2 separate regions of the Homo sapiens genome follow, and region 2 is linked to region 1. Evidence: read pairs that join two places in POLR2A ChIA-PET (ENCODE). Cell type or tissue: GM12878. All regions are shown on one strand. Links, peaks and the distances in the headings refer to the core of each region. The heading gives the core; the rest is flanking DNA.

Evidence for each region. ChIA-PET counts read pairs that join two places held together with the same protein. Peaks named below come from ENCODE experiments on the same cell type or tissue, not always from the same donor. Only the 100,000 strongest peaks of a DNase experiment are listed, where the experiment ranks them.
Region 2: POLR2A ChIA-PET joins it to region 1 with 5 read pairs; 3 of 35 experiments call an interaction of 5 or more read pairs at or near these places.

Annotation. Positions count from the first base shown.
Region 1 is chr10:94,434,623-94,442,897 of GRCh38, reverse strand. TBC1D12 (TBC1 domain family member 12) reads right to left here. Exons shown (of 13, transcript NM_015188.2): 2 at 879-1,002. Among named protein-coding and RNA genes, the nearest start is that of TBC1D12, 36 kb to the right of the region's middle. In GM12878, for the core only: no CTCF peak of the experiment used is centred there; no DNase peak of the experiment used is centred there.
Region 2 is chr10:94,493,020-94,501,294 of GRCh38, reverse strand. It overlaps TBC1D12 (TBC1 domain family member 12), which reads right to left. Exons shown (of 13, transcript NM_015188.2): 4 at 7,848-7,930; 5 at 4,123-4,240; 6 at 968-1,074. Among named protein-coding and RNA genes, the nearest start is that of HELLS, 49 kb to the left of the region's middle. In GM12878, for the core only: no CTCF peak of the experiment used is centred there; a DNase peak (open chromatin) is centred at 5,084; H3K4me3 peaks cover 378 bases; H3K27ac peaks cover 553 bases.

The DNA.
Region 1 (8,275 bases), core at 2,569-5,068:
TTACTTGGAAAACCAGTTTTTCTTCTGAGCAATAAAAGGAACACTATTAAATCTTTAAAGGAAGATATCTTTTCCAATTTGAATGATGATTATTGCCTTCATGTGATTGTTTTTATAAATGCTAGCTGTGTTAAATTTGGTAAACTACAATTGGGAAGGATAAAAATAGGAAATGTACTATATGTCTTCTTCTGAGCAATAACTTCTCTGAACTTTAAAACACTGCAGATTGATCCAGTCTCACTGCTTTCCATTCTCACTTATCTAGTACTGAAGAGCCAAAGTTCAGAAGTCAAATAAGATCAGAAAGTCTTAAGAACTCAAGAATACAGATGTTAACAGAGATATCAGAAGAAATAGCTTCTAAATTACTAGAAACAGATTGTGTACCAACTCTTCTCATTTACAAAGTCCTTGGTTTAGAGAGGACACCAGAAAAGTGACAAAGGAAGGAGTTCAACCTCATAATCTACTCAGTTTTTGCTTTTTAATATTTCATCAGTTCACAACTACCAATATTCAGAACATCTGTGCCACTGACAAATGCTACCAACTTCAACTGGAAGTCAAACAGTATGTGGTGAGAGTGATTAGCTAAGTTTTTAAAAAATCTATTCAAGGAATAACTGGTTAAAAAAAAAAGTCTACGTTCTATTTGAAGAATTTTCACAATTATAAAAGATAACAGAAAATATATGACCTGTTTTTCTAGAAAATTTAGCAGGTCCCTATAAATACTTATAATCCCAAAAGTCTGTATCTAGAAAAATAAGAATAAAAATAGAATATGGTTAGTTTAAAAAAAAAAAAAAAAAGAAGAAGAAGAAGAAGAATGCTTGAAAAGCTAGGGTAAACTACATGGCTATGTCAGTACTTACCTGCTGAATGATTTTGGATGTTTTCTGAAGATTCTCTCTAGGAGGGACTTTACCAAATAATTTCCAACCAGGAGCACTATGGACAACTGATTTGAGTTCCTTTGTCCTTTTTGGAAAAAGGTTTCTGAAACACAGAAAAGTTACATGAATTGTGTTTTTTGTAACCAGAGAGCTATTTAACAGTAATTTTATAATAAGTTTGTTCCCAAGGCAAAAACAAAAATACTTTTAAATAAAACTATTTCTACTACTTATACCACTATTACTTAGAATAATAAGGCTCAATTAAGAATATGTAGCTTAATACCTAATGCATGCAGGGATTAAAACCTAGATAACAGGTTGATAGGGGCAGCAAACCACCATGGCACACGTATACCTGTGTAACAAACCTGCACATTCTGCACCTGTGTCCCAGAACTTAAAGTAAAATACAGACTATCTGGCTTATATAGAGGTATTAGAAGAATCATCAACAGAAATAATAAAAAGATAAACAAATTGGAAGGAAAATGATAGCCATAAATAAGATGCAAACATTTGTCTAAATCAGCTACAAAGTATACTAGAATTGACTGTACATGTACTTAACAATAAGAGCCAAAATTCTGAAAACAAAAACATTTAAAAGAATCTATATAACAGTTAAAGGATTAAGTAATACAATATTTGGATAAATATTATTTACAGTAATAATTTGTTATTTATAATAAAATTATATCTACTAATCCCCTATTGCTATAATATATATACATAACCTGTCTTTCCTAGGCCAGCTATGTACAAGAAAGCTTACTACAAAAGAGTCAATATATAACCAAGGAAGAAAGTATCTCTCACTGAAAAATCTAGAAAAAAAAAAACAAAACCCAGGACAGGTGCGATGGCTCACACCTGTAATCCCAGCACTTTGGGAGGTTGAGGCGGGCGGATCACGAGGTCAGCAGCTCAAGACTAGCCCGACCAACATGGTGAAACCCTGTCTCTACTAAAAATACAAAAATTAGCCAAGCGTGGTGGTGGGCACCTGTAATTCCAGCTACTCGGGAAGCTGAGGCAGGAGAATCGCTTGAACCCTAGAGGCGGAGGTTGCAGTGAGCCGAGACCGCCTCATTGCACTCCGCGTCATTGTGCACCCTGCACAAGTATTAAGGATTTTACCTATTATCTCCATGCCCTAACCAACCAAATTAAGTACCTATTTTTTTATGTAAGCAGGGATGATACTCAACATATGTACCCATCAAAACAACATGACCAGGGCCCAATGAACCAATTAGGAAGGTACTGATGAATTCAACTCAATATAAACCCTTTGCATAAGCTATAAGTGAACAGTAAGAAAATTCTTAATTCACACATATGATTAATTACAAACAGTTCCAAATTGAAGTCCCAAATAATTAGATTTATCTATACTCAAAATGCCGTATCAATATATCTTAAAAGTGCAGATTAGTGATAATAGAAAATAAGTTTTTAATGAAAAATGTTAAGGGACTCCTACAAAAGAATGCAGGCTAATCAATAATAAAGAAAAGAAATGGCCAGGCATAGTGGCTCATGCCTGTAATCCCAACACTGGGAGGCCAAAGCAAAAGGATCACTTGAGCCCAGGAGTTTGAGAACAGCCTGGGCAATGTAGTGAGACCCTGTTTCTACAAAAAATAAAAATTAAAAAAAATAGCCAGGCATGGTGGTGCACACCTTGTAGTCCCTGCTACTTGGGAGGCTAGGGTGGGACAATCACTTGGGCCCAGGAGTTAAGGATGCAGTGAGCTATGATACTGCCACTATACTGCAGCCTGGGCAACAGAGCAAGACCCTGCCTCCAAAAAAAAAAAGAAAGGAAAAGGAAATAAACACTCTTATTTCCTCAGGTGTATAACAGAAATAAACATATGACACTAGAGTAATTTCTACTTTAAGATACTCTGGAGGTTTCACCTCAGAGACCATGTACAGTGACTTAATTCTCTACTTCATAAGATCACTAAATAGGTGAACGTTTTCAATAATGAATATGCTGAGGACTAGGAATACTTCTAAGAAAAAAATTTGAAGCCTCAAAGGATGGTCTATTAATTTAAACAATGTTTGATACGTTGTGTACCACTTATCAAGAAAACACTTTGTAGCTGATTTAAACAAATGTCTACATCTTATTTATGGCTATCATTTTCCTTCCAATTTGTTTATCTTTTTATTATTTCTGTTGATGATTCTTCTAATACCTCTTAACTCCAAATTCACCTTTATGCTCTAAGATAACAGAAAAAATTCCTTTAATCATTTCTCCTTTAAAACAAACATGAAATTATTAAGCTTTCTGGGTAGAGGGCACCAAAGGGACACTGAAGGAGAAAGGGGCTCTCCTGTGGTTTCCAGCTGCTGCAGAGTGGATCGGGTAGAAGTGTGAGGACATCCAGTAAAATTCTGCTTAGCTCGATGCCCAGACTGCAGCCCCTCAGCAAACCTGCAGCCTTGCTGAACCTGCAGCCTCAACCTGGAGATGGCGTTCCTGCAGCCTGCTCAACAAAAAAATTGACTCCACCAAAGGCTTCCTGCCAGCAACAGTGTGCCAATTTCCTCTGCAAGCCCCACACAGGCCAGACAGTTCTCATCAAGTCATATTCCCTCTACAATTCCTACGTGACCTGCCTGCACCCTAAAGGTTTCCTATCTACCCACACAAATAAACACAAGAAAAAATCTTTGTCACCATGGTTTAAGAAAATAATTATTGGATATGACACAAAAACATGATCTACAAAAGAAAAAGTTGATGAACTGGGCTTAACTAAATTTAAAACATTTGAACTTCAAAAGACATCATGGATGCAAAATGACAGAATAGAAAGATCTAGGGGTCAGTCTCCCCACCAAAGTAAAAGTTGAGCTAGAAAGAGTAACTGGAGCGGGGCATGGTGGCTCACATCTGTAATCCTAGCACTTTGGGAGGCTGAGGCGGGTGGATCACCTGAGGTCAGGAGTTCGAGACCAGCCTGGGCAACATGGCGAAACCCTGTCTCCACTAAAAATACAAAAATTAGCCAGGCATGGTGGCGCAAACCTGTAATCCCAGCTACTCAGGAGGCTGAGACAGGTGAATTGCTTGAACCCAGGAGGCGGAGGTTGCAGTGAGCTGAGATCGCACCACTGTACTCCAGCCTGGGAGACAGAGCAAGACTCTGTCTCAAAAAAAGTAAGAGTTAAAAAAAAAAACTAAGAGTAACTGGAATCAAGTACTTTAGTAGAACTCTAGGAACTGACCAAACCCTTTTAACAACCAGGGGAGTGCTTGATGAAGGAAGAGGCTACCGATCTTTCATAAGTATGAATAAGCAGCATGCATAAACCAATTACCTTCCCCTATTCCTCACAACCACCACCACCACACCCACCACCTCTTGTGGCAGTGGGGATAGCAGCCCATGTTCCTGGAGTTGCTAACCGGTGCCAGGAGGGACAGTAGGGATCATGTCCTTCAAAATTTAGGGTTGTACATTTTGGTTGGTCTGGCCCTAAGGGAGTGATGCAGGCACATGCATCAGTTTCACTACTCTCCACAGCAGTGGCTTTCACTGTAAGTATTATTAGAACAATAAAAAAGGTAAAACCTTTTTGATCTCCTTTTTTGGAGCCAGATATCTAAGAAAATCTTTGTCAGGTCACCAGCTAGCCACAGAGACAACAGAACAAAAACTTGTGACCATACACAATATGGAATACATACTTTGTGAAAATAGCTTGTAAAGTCACAAACAGGTGGCTTCAGCCCTCAACAAGCAAAAAACAGCAATCACTGAGGAGTGGGAGAAACAGATTTATAGTTACCATACTATAATACTCAGAGTATCCAGTTGTCAACAACAAAAAATTACAAAACATACCAAGAAACGGGAAAGTATGGCCCATTCCCTAGAAAAAGGAATTTGACAAAAATCTTCCCTGAGGAAGCCCAAAGTAATTACTAGTCAAAGACATTAAGTCAATTTCATAAAAAAAAAAAAAAAAAAAAAAAAAAAGCTCCAGGAGATTGAAAAAGAAAAAAACCCATGGACAAAGAACGAAAGGTAATAAAGGAGGATAAAGGGGGAAAATGTATGAACAAAATGAGAATACCAGTAAAGGCAGAAATTATAATAAGCAACACAACAAATTCTGGAGCTGAAAAACAACTAAAATAAAAAATTCACCAGATGTACTCAACAGCAAATTTGAGCAGGCAGAAGAAAGAGCTGGCAAATATGATGATAAGAAAATTGAAACTGTCCACTCTCAGTAGTAGAAAGAAAAAAGAATGAAGAAAAAGGAACAGAGCCTGAGGGGCCTGTGAGACATTACTAAGTGTACCAACTACGTACCATAAAAGACCAAGGAGAAGGGAAAGACAAAGAGGCAGAAAAAATACGTGAAGAAATAACTCACTTTGGGAGGCCAAGGCAAGTGGATCACAAAGTCAGGAAATCGAGACCTTCCTGGCTAACATGGTGAAACCCCATCTCTACTAAAAATACAAAAAATTAGCCAGGCATGGTGGCGGGCGCCTGTAGTCTCAGCTACTCCGGAGGGCTGAGGCAGAAGAATGGTGTGAACCCAGGAGGCGGAGCTCGCAGTGAGCCAAGATTGTACCACTGCACTCCAGCCTGGGTGACACAGCGAGACTCTGTCTCAAAAAAAAAAAGAAAATAACCAAAAACTTCCCAAATCTGAGGAAAGACATAATCTACACATCCAAGAAACTCAACAACTTTAAGCAGAATAAACTCAAGGAGGTTCACACTGAGATACATTATAGTCAAACTGCTGAAACTCAAAGACAATTTTGAAAACAATAAGTGAGAGGTACCATCAAAACCAGAGATCCTCAATAAGATTAACAGCTTATTTCTCTTCAGAAACCATGGAGGCCAGAAGTAAGATTACATATTTAAAGGTCAGAAAGGAAAAAAAAAAATTGTCCACCAAAAATTCCATATCCAACAAAACTATCCTTCAAGAATGAAGGAGAGGCCGGGCATGATGGCTCATGCCTGTAATCCCAGCACTTTGGGAGGCCAAGGCAGGTAGATCACGAGGTCAAGAGATAGAGACCATCCTGGCCAACATGGTGAAATCCCGTCTCTACTAAAAATACAAAAATTAGCTGTGCGTGGTGGTGCGCGCCTGTAGTCCCAGCTACTCGGGAGGCTAAAAAGCATTAAAGCATTAAAAAAAAAAAAGATTTTTTTCTTTTTTTAAAAAAAGCAATTTTGACTTTGTATCATCAATGACAGCTGGAAATTTTTTAAAATCTAAAGAGATATAATAGCAAGAAAATACAAGGTATGTGAGAAGAAATCTAGCCAAAGTTTTATAAAAATTTATAGAGAGAATGAAATGATACATTATTGAACCACATTAAAGAAAACCTCATTAAATAGAAAGATAGTTCACATTTATAGAAAGGAAAACACTATCATAAAAATATCAATTCTCCCCAAACTTATCTATCAATTTCATCCAATTCCCATCAGAAACCCAACAAGATTTTTTAGGAACTTGAAGGAAACTCAAAAATTTATGTTAAAGAATAAAGGACCTGGGCGGGCACAGTGGTTCACACCTGTAATCCCAGCACTTTGGGAGGCTGAGGCAGGTGGATCATGAGGTCAAGAGATCGAGACCATCATGGCCAACATGGTGAAACCCCATCTCTACTAAAAATACAAAAATTAGCTGGGCGTGGTGGCGCGCGCCTGTAGTCACAGCTACTTGGGAGGCTGAGGCAGGAGAATCAACTGAACCCAGGAGGCGGAGGTGCAGTGAGCTGAGATTGCATCACTGCACTCCAGCTAGCAAAAAAGTGAGACTCCATCTCAAAAAAAAAAAAGGAATAAAGGACCCAAAATAAGATATTTTCAAGAAGAAAAAAGGCAAGGCTGAGTTGCCCTAACAGATATCCAAATTTACCATAACATTACAGTTTTTAACAACATATGGTATTGACCCAGGGATAAAGAAATTAATCAATGGAGAAAGAATAAACAACTCAGAAACATACCCAAGCATAAATGGAAACACAGGTGGCACTGCAGATCAACGAGGAAAGATTGTGTAATAAATAGTATCGGGACCTCCGGCTAGCAATGTGAAAGAAAATAAATTGGATTCCTACCACATACCACAGTCAGTTCCCAATGTATCAAACAGTTATACACGAAAGGCAAACTTTTGAAAGCTTTAGAAAGAAACACAGGAGAATTTTTCTTCTAATCTCACAGGGAAAAATCTAAAAATCAGTCCCAAAAGCATTAATTTTTAAAACTTGATAAAATCACCAGCATAAAAAGTAATGAGTTCTGTTCAAAGAGCACTATAAACAAAGTAAAAAGACATAAATTTAGAGGATAAATTCCAACACACATAAATGACAAAAAATTAGCACACAGAAAATACAAAGAACTCCACTAACCACTTTCATAAAAGATAATCTAATAAAAAATAGATAAAAGGTATTGCAGAAAGAGGGAAAACAAATGGCAAATGAGATCTATCACACAATATTTAGCCTCATTAGTAATAAGGGAGCTCACAAACTAAAAACAGAGTAACATTTGTAATGTATTGACCACTGTATATAAAATCTTAGCAAAACCTAAGAAACCTGATAATACCAAGTTTAGAAGGGGAAGAACACTGTTAGAAATTTACATGATATAAATTTGTTTTGATATTTACATGATATAAATACAGTTGTTTCTAGCTCATAAAGTTGAACAGCTGCATACCCTACCATCTAGCAATTAGACTTCTAGCCACGAATCCTAAGCAAAGTCCTGGACATGTACATTTGGAATACATATATAACAACATTCAGGACAACACTGTTCAAAAGAGCAAAAACCTACTCAAAATCCAAAAATCCACTGACAGAAGAATAGAAAATTCTAATTGTGGTATATTTGCAAATGTAATATTATTCCTCCGTGAAAAGCAACAAAAGCTAATTCATCACCATGAATGAAACTTGAAAAAACAATGTTCAGTCCTATGATCTGAATGTGTTCCCCAAAATTCATCTGTTGGAAACTTAATCCTCAATGCAACAGTATTTGGAGGTGGGGCCTAATGGGAGGTATTTAGGTCATAAGGGTTCCACTCTCAGAATGGATCAATGACAAAATAAAAAGAGCTCGACCTCTCAGGCTCAAACAGTCCTCTTGCCTCAGCCTCCTGAGTAGCTGGGACCACAGGCACACACCACAACACCCAGCTAATATTTTAAATGTTTTGTAGAGACGAGGTCTCACTATGTTTCCCAGGCTGGTCTCGAACTCCTGAGCTCAAGTAATCTTCCCGCCTCGGCCTCCCAAAGGCTGGGATTACAGGTGTGAACCATTGCATCCAGCCCC
Region 2 (8,275 bases), core at 3,902-6,401, 57 kb before region 1:
CGTATTTTAGTAGAGAAGGGGTTTCACCGTGTTGCCCAGGCTGGTCTCGAAATCCTGAGCTCAGGCAATCCACCTGCCTTGGCCTCCCAAAGTGCTGGGATTACACGCATGAGCCACCATGCCCGGCTAAAGTTTTTTCTTTATGCAGCTAATCAAGTTATAAACTTTAAAATTATTTTATTTATTTATTTATTTATTCATTCATTCATTCATTCATTCATTTATTCATTCATTCATTTGAGATAGAGTCTCGCTCTTTTGCCCAGGCTGGAGTGCACAGGCGCGATCTCGGCTCACTGCAGCCTCTGCCTCCTGGGTTCAAGTGATTCTTCCACCTCAGCCTCCCAAGTAGCTGGGATTACAGGCATGTGTCACCATGCCCAGCTAATTTTTGTATTTTTACTAGAGACAGGGTTTCGCTATGTTGGCTGGGCTGGTCTTGAACTCCTGACTTCAGGTGATCCACTTGCCTTGGCCTCCCAAAGTGCTGGGATTACAGGCATGAGCCACTGCGCCCGGCCTAAACTTTTCAAATTAAAAAAAAAATCCCAAAATGACTGGTTTAGGTAAAGAAGGAGGAAAAGAAACTTTTAGCCTTCCTCCAGTATTTATGTTTTCTGTATAAAAGTGAAGCCTTTTCATAATTGACTATTTTCTTTTTTCTTGTATATACATATTATCCACTGCCAAGTAGAATCCCAGAAGTTTTTGATATTTGAATGCCAAGAAGATTATTGATAGTTGTGAACTAAAGGGAAAACCATAAATCTTTATATAAAATGTAATAACTTATTAAATCATAACAGGTTTAATAACCTGCTTCATAACAGGGGGATGAAGCATGCTTTTAAAATGACATTATATATGATAAAGGCCATTTATTTTAATGGTCACTCTACTAATCTGCTATGTAACTCTGTAGATGGCTATTTGTACATGTGGGAATAACTGAACGTAGAATACAAACCAGGAGTGATATTTAGTTCATTTCCTACAGCTAGACTCCAAACTTTCCCACGGACACTAGGGGGCAATCCCTGCCACCACAATTCTCGAACTCTTCTTGTACTACGCCTAGAATTAAAGGAGGAGAAAAAAGGAGAAAGTTACTTTTTATACCAAAAATACTAGTTGCATGATGGATTATCTTTAGTCTATGGCCAAGTGATCAAATCATTTTTAGGACTATAGAGAATTAAGTATGTAATGCATTCTTTTCTTTGCGTTCATGCTTGCAGGCAACAACAGCCTACAAGATGTATAGGATCCCAAAGGGGCAACAGTAATCTAAAGGGAACTGCGTTTTATAAATGTCAATGAGAGAATCAGAAATATGCAGTCAATTATTTAAAAAACAGGATAAAAGGGACATAAAAATGTATCACCAATTCAGCACCAAAAACAAAACAACCAAGAATCTACAGTGGGAAGGCCCTAGTTTTTGAGAAGCAGTAAAGTCTGCTAAAAAAAACTGTCGGCTTTAAAGTCAGATAGATCTGAGATCCAATCTAGTTTAACCATTAATTAAATGTATAACCTTGGGCAAATCACTTAACCTCTCTGACCTTGAGTTTCCTTATAAGATAAATGGGAGTAAAAATACATACACCTTATAAAAGTTCTAAGACTCAAATGCAATTACTTATGTAAAGTGCCTCAGATAATATGTCACACTGTGCCAATATTCAACAAATTCCCAATGTACAAACTACAGTAGGCATTGCAGAAGATATCCCCAACCCTCCAGTCGAGAGGGAAGATAAGGCATATTTTAAAATGTTATGTAAAAAGGCAATAAGAAAGAAATTCTGTCATTTGCAACAACACAGATGAACCTGTAGGATATTGTGCCACGTGAAATAAACCAGGCACAGAAAAATCAACACATAACCTCACTTATATGTGGAATCCAAAAAAGTCAATCTCATAAAAGTAGGGGGTAGAATGGTGGTTATGGCCGGGGAGCGGGGAGTAAAGTGAATGGAGAAAGGTGAGATGTTGATCAAAGGGTACAAACTTCCGTTAGAAGAAATAAGTGTTAGTGACCTATTACATAGAATGGTGACTATAATAAATAATAATGAACTGTATGTTTCAAAATTGCTAAATGAGCAGATTTTAAATGTTTTACCACAAAATACTGAGAAATACGTGAGCTGATGGATGTGTTAATTAGCTTGATTTAATCATTCCATAATGTAAACATATACCAAAACAACACATTGCACCAGGCAGGTGGCTCACACCTGTAATCCTAGCACTTTGAGAGGCCAAGGCAGGCAGATTGCTTGAACCCAAAAGTTCGAGACCAGCCTGGGCAACACAGTGAGACCCCATATCTATAAAAAAATACAAAACTTAGCTGGACGTGTTAGCACATACCTGTAGTCCCAGCTACTCAGGAGGCTGAGGCAGGAGGATCACCTGAGCCCAGGGAGGTCGGGGTTGCGGTGAGCCTTGATCTCGCCACTACACCCCAGCCTGGGCAACAGAGTGAGACCTCGTCTTGAAAAAAAAAAACCCTCAAAAAACACATCACGGTAGGGTGCAGTGGCTCACACCTATAATTCCAGCACTTTGGGAAGTCAAGGCAGGCTGATCACTTGAGGCCAGGAGTTTGAGACTAGCCTGGCCAATATGGTGAAGCCCTGTTTCTACTAAATATACAAAACAATTAGCCGGGTATGGTGGCAGATGCCTGTAGTCCCTGCTACTAGGGAGACTAAGGCATAAGAATCGTCTGAATCCAGGAGGTAGAGGTTGCAGTGAGCTGAGATCGCGCCACTGCACTCCAGCCTGGGTGACAGAGGGAGACTCTGTCTCAAAACAAAACAAAAACAAAAACAAAAAAACAAATCACCCTGTACCATATAAATATATACAATTATTATTTATCATTAAAAAGATGCTGGCAAAATAACTTAAAAATGAATAAATAAATGCAAAGGCAAGATAAGTATATTAGTCTCAAAGTATGATGATGGGACATTTACATAAGGGAAAGATCATACATATTTCCTTGATTATGAGATAAACACTTTAAAAATCATTTTAACAATAAGTGCATCTTCTAATACATTTATATATTTAATATTCTCTTTCCAAATAACTGCTATTACATCAATAGTGCGTCTTACAATTGATGGTATGTTAGCATTAAGAAAATACAGTAACTAGGCCGGGCACGGTGGCTCACGCCTGTAATCTCAGCACTTGGGGAGGCCGAGGCAGGCAGATCACAAGGTCAGGAGATCGAGACCATCCTGTGAATGGTGAAACCCCGTCTCTACTAAAAATACAAAAAATTAGCAGGGCATGGTGGCGAGTGCCTGTAGTCCCAGCTACTCGGGAGGCTGAGGTGGGAGAATGGCATGAACCCGGGAGGCGGAGCTTGCAGTGAGCCGAGATTGTGCCACTGCACTCTAGCCTGGGCAACAGAGCGAGACTCCGTCTCAGAAAAAAAAAAAAAAAAAGAAAACACAGTAACCAAAGACATTAAAAGTTTCATAAATCAATTAGCATTTCAGTTGGGTCCCAAAGGATAGGTAAGATTTAGCAGACACCACGGTGAAACCCCATCTCCACTAAAAATACAAAAAAAAAAAAAATTAGCCAGGCGCGGTGGCAGGCGCCTGTAGTCCCAGCTACTCGGGAGGCTGAGGCCAGAGAATGGTGTGAACCCGGGAGGCGGAGCTTGCAGTGAGCGGAGACCACGCCACTGCACTCCAGCCTGGGTGACAGAGCGAGACTCCGTCTCAAAAAAAAAAAAAAAAAAAAAAGATTTAGCAGACACAGAGGATGGTCAGTAAGGGAAGTAGGTGGTAGACACTGAGGGATTTACAAAAGCAAAGGCACAGATGCAAATATGGAAATTTTCAGGCATTAATTAATAGTATAATTTAGCCAAAGCATAAAATATATGCTGGAAATAATAAAAATACAGAATCAGAAACATGAGATCTCAGCGCACCAGCATGGCACATGTATACATATGTAACTAACCTGCACATTGTGCACATGTACCCTAAAACTTAAAGTATAATAATAATAAATTAAAAAAAAAAAAAGAAACATGAGATCTTCGGAGACAAATGGGAATTTAGGAAAAGTCTGCTTACTTACATTACTTCCCAATTGGGCAGTATTTCATTGATCCAAATTACCATTGCACTTGCAATATTTTCTTCCTGCTTAAATCGTTCTTTCATGATTCTTTTTCTTTTATGTGCTTCCTTAATTTCTGTTTTAAACGAGTAAAAATTATTTCAATACAAATAAGCTAGATCAAAATCCTTTTCTCCATTTACCTAAACTCTACAAAATAGACTTTCTCAAAAAGAATATTATCATAAGAGGAAGGAAGGAAATAAGGGAGGGAGGGACAGGGAAAGAAAGGGAGGGAAAAAGTGAAAGTAAATGAACTTGATTAACATAATTTTCTATTCTTTGTTTTCTCTTTTTTTAGAGATGGGTCTCGCCACGTTGCTCAGGTGGCCTTGAACTCCTGGACTTAAATAAATCCTCATATCTCAACTTCCTGAACAGCTTGGACTACACATGTGTGCCACCATGCCCAGTTATTAACATAATTTTAAAATAACATCTCCTGTTCTACTATAAAAGTAAGTGGAATAAAAGGTCAGAAAAATAATTTAAGTAGATTACTTTATCACATATTTCTATTTACACTAAATCTATGAAGTCAAATTTCTTATGAATTAACTATATAAAAAACAAACAACTGTGGGCAACTAACCAATACCCATTTTTCCTACAAGGGTTTATAAATTTTCTGACATAACTCACATGACATTCCAAAATGATTTTGTCAGTAGCATTATTAGTATATTAACTCTTTTTAATATGGTGTTTCACTTTACTAGTTTGAAATTTTAAAATGTCCCCCAAAACACATATATTAACAGTACATCTCTTAGATTCTGAGGCAAAAGTTAGAGGAAGAAAATATCTCTCTGAAAATCAAAGGTGACAATTTCAGAAGAAGAGATGTCTCAAATACAGACGAAAGTGAGTCATAAATCAAAACTTTATGTAATTTTAGAACCAGTGAGGATGTCAGAGACCAGCTAGCCAAACTGTTTTCAAATTGTTTTTTCAGATATGCCTCAGACCATCTTGAGGGGCAAGCAGAAGGCCAAGTAAACAATCTCTACTTTCTTTCTTCTTTTTTTGAAACAGAGTCTCGCTCTGTTGCCCAGGCTGCAGTGCAGTGGTGCGATCTCTGCTCACTGCAACCTCTACCTCCCGGGATCAAGCAATTCTCCTGCCTCAGCCTCTCCAGTAGCTGGCATTACAGGGTCACACCACCATGCCCAGCTAATTTTTTGTATTTTTAGTAGAGACAGAGATTCACCATGCTGGCCAGGCTGGTCTCAAACACCTGACCTCACGATCTGCCTGCCTTAGCCTCCCAAAGTGCTGGGGTTATAGGCGTGAGCTACCGCATCTGGCCGACAATCTCTACTTTCTTTTATTTGTTTTATGTATTCATATTCTATATAAGATTTCTTGGGAGAATGTTCCACTGCTTTACCAACAACAAAAAAAAAATGATGAAAGAGAAGCTTCAAAGCCCTGATTAAGCTGACCTGCCTCTCACATGTTACGCATGAGAAAACTAACATCAGGCCTGTTCAGAGTATCACACCAAGGTAGTATCAAACAAGGTTAAAGCTGTGGCCTTCTGATTCCTCAGTTCAATATTATCCCTATCATACCATGCTTTTAAGATCATCCAGTACCAATAGTTATCTTACATAGTAATCATATAGTAAAAATTTTAAAATTAATAAAAACTTAACTGGAGCCAGGCACAGTGGTTCATGCCTATAATCTCAACGCTCTTGGGAGGCCCAGGTGGGAGAATTGCTTGAGGCCAGGAGTTTGAGACCAGCCTGGGCAACATAGAGATACATCATCTCTACAAAATAACTTCTAAAAAATGAGCTGGGGCTGGGCATGGTGGCTCACGCCTGTAATTCCAGCACTTTGGGTGGCCAAGGCAGGTGGATCACTTGAGGTCAAGAGTTCGAGACCAGCCTGGCCAACATGGCAAAACCCCGTCTCCATTAAAAATACAAAAATTAGCTGGGCCTGGTGGCGGGCACCTATAATCCCCGCCACTCTGGAGGCTGAGGTAGGAGAATCACTTGAACCCAGGCAGCGGAGGTCACAGTGAGCCGAGATTGCGCCACTGCACTCCAGCCTGGGTGACAGAGTGAGATTTTGTCTCAAAAAAAAAAAAAAGAGCTGGGTGTGGTGGCATGCACCTGCAATCCCAGCTACCAGGGAAGCTGAGGCAGGAGGATTGCTTGAGCCCAGGAATTCGAGGCTGCAGTGAGCTATAATTGTACCACTGCACTCTGGCCTAGGTAACAAGTGCGACCCCGTCTCTAAAATAAATAAATACATAATAAAAAATAAAAACTTAGGCTGGATGTGGTGGCTCACACCTGAAATCCCAGCACTTTGGGAGGCCGAGGTGGGTGGATCACTTGAGGTCAGGAGTTTAAGACTAGCCTGGCCTATATGGCGAAACCTGTCTCCACAAAAAAATACAAAAATTAACTGGGCGTGGTGGTGCACGCCTATGGTCCCAGCTACTTGGGAGGCTGAGGTGAGAGGATCTCCTGAGCCTGGGAGATTGAGGCTGCAGTGAGCCAAGTTCGCATCACTGCACTCTAGCCTGGGTGACAGAGCAAGACCCTGTCTCAAAAAAATAAAAATAAGTAATAAATAGATAAATACTTAATTGGATATGTCAGAAATATTTCGAATTCTGTATAGTAAAATACACTCAACTAATGTTTAAATACCTTCTAGAACAATATAACTAGCCTTATATATCCTATGTTTACTTAACATTAAAGAAGTAACTTCAATTCCAAAATAGCACCATAAAGCAGAACTGTATACTATTATAACAGTCCATTAACTTAAGTCAAAGGAAAAAATATCAGTTGTTAATAAGGTGTTAGATGTTAAGTCTAAAAATGTATACAGCTGTGTAATATCTTCTAAAAATGTATGTTTATCCTGAAATAACAACTGTCAGGAAATAAACACCATTAAATTATCCTGATATTATTTTTTTGGTTGGAAAAGAGAATGAATGAATACGTAAATTTATACACACAAGAGTATACTTTTATGCACCTAACCAAATGACACAATTGGGCCTCTAGAGAGACTCTGTAAGTCACAAAAAAATTTTGAGTTTCAAATCATATTCTCACAGCCATATAGAAAGTTAAAATTATTAAATTATAAAATAATTAGAAATTAATTATAAAATATAAAAATGGTAAAAAGTGAAATTCATTAATAGATTCATGAATTATTATCTTTATTTATAAACTAAGATAGTAGAAGTCCAAGTTTTATGACTGTAATTTCAAGATTCCTCCTATTCTGTAAAAGTACATGCAGAAAAACTATGATCCTGGTATGTCATTTTATTCCTCCTTTAGAACAAACTTAATTATAAAAATAGTAGAGAAAAATAAAAGCATGGGCAACATGGTAAAACCTCATCTCTACAAACAATACAAAAAACTAGCCAAGCATGGTGGCACGTGCCTGTGGTCCCAGCTACTTGGGAGGCTGAGAGGTAAAAGGACTGCTTGAGCCTGGAAGGTCAGGCTACAGTGAGCTGTGACTGCATCACTGCATACCAGGCTGGGCAACAGAGCAAGACTCAAAAAAGAAACGAAAAAAGAAATAAAAAAAAGAATTCAGTATCATCTTGAAGACAGACTTGATGAATTTTACCATCCATCTTCTTATTAAAATCAGAAAATTATACCATTTGGAGTTAAATTTTATACCTCGTTTTTTAGCCTCAGCCACCATCTCATCGTATTCTTGTCGGTGACGTAAAGCTTCTTCCACAGATTTGGCAGGAAGATTTCTGGAAAAAAAAATTACTTAAGTCAAGACAATTTTTAAAAGATTAACTTTCAACTTACTAACTTATTTGTTTTTACACCCAGATGCAAAGAATTTCTAAACTAACCTCATTTCATACATTAAGGAAGTGAAAGGCTGAAAAGAACTGTGCATTTTAGAACAGAATCAGAATCCAGGTTGTTAATATGTGGTGTGTGTGTGTGTGTGTGTGTGTAGTTCTATGTCATGTGTATATAAGTTGGTATATATTTAAACATTTCAGATTAAAAAAATAGAGATGGGGTCTCACTATGTTGCTCAGGCTAGTCTCAAACTCCTGGGTTGAAGCAATCCTCCTGACTCAGCC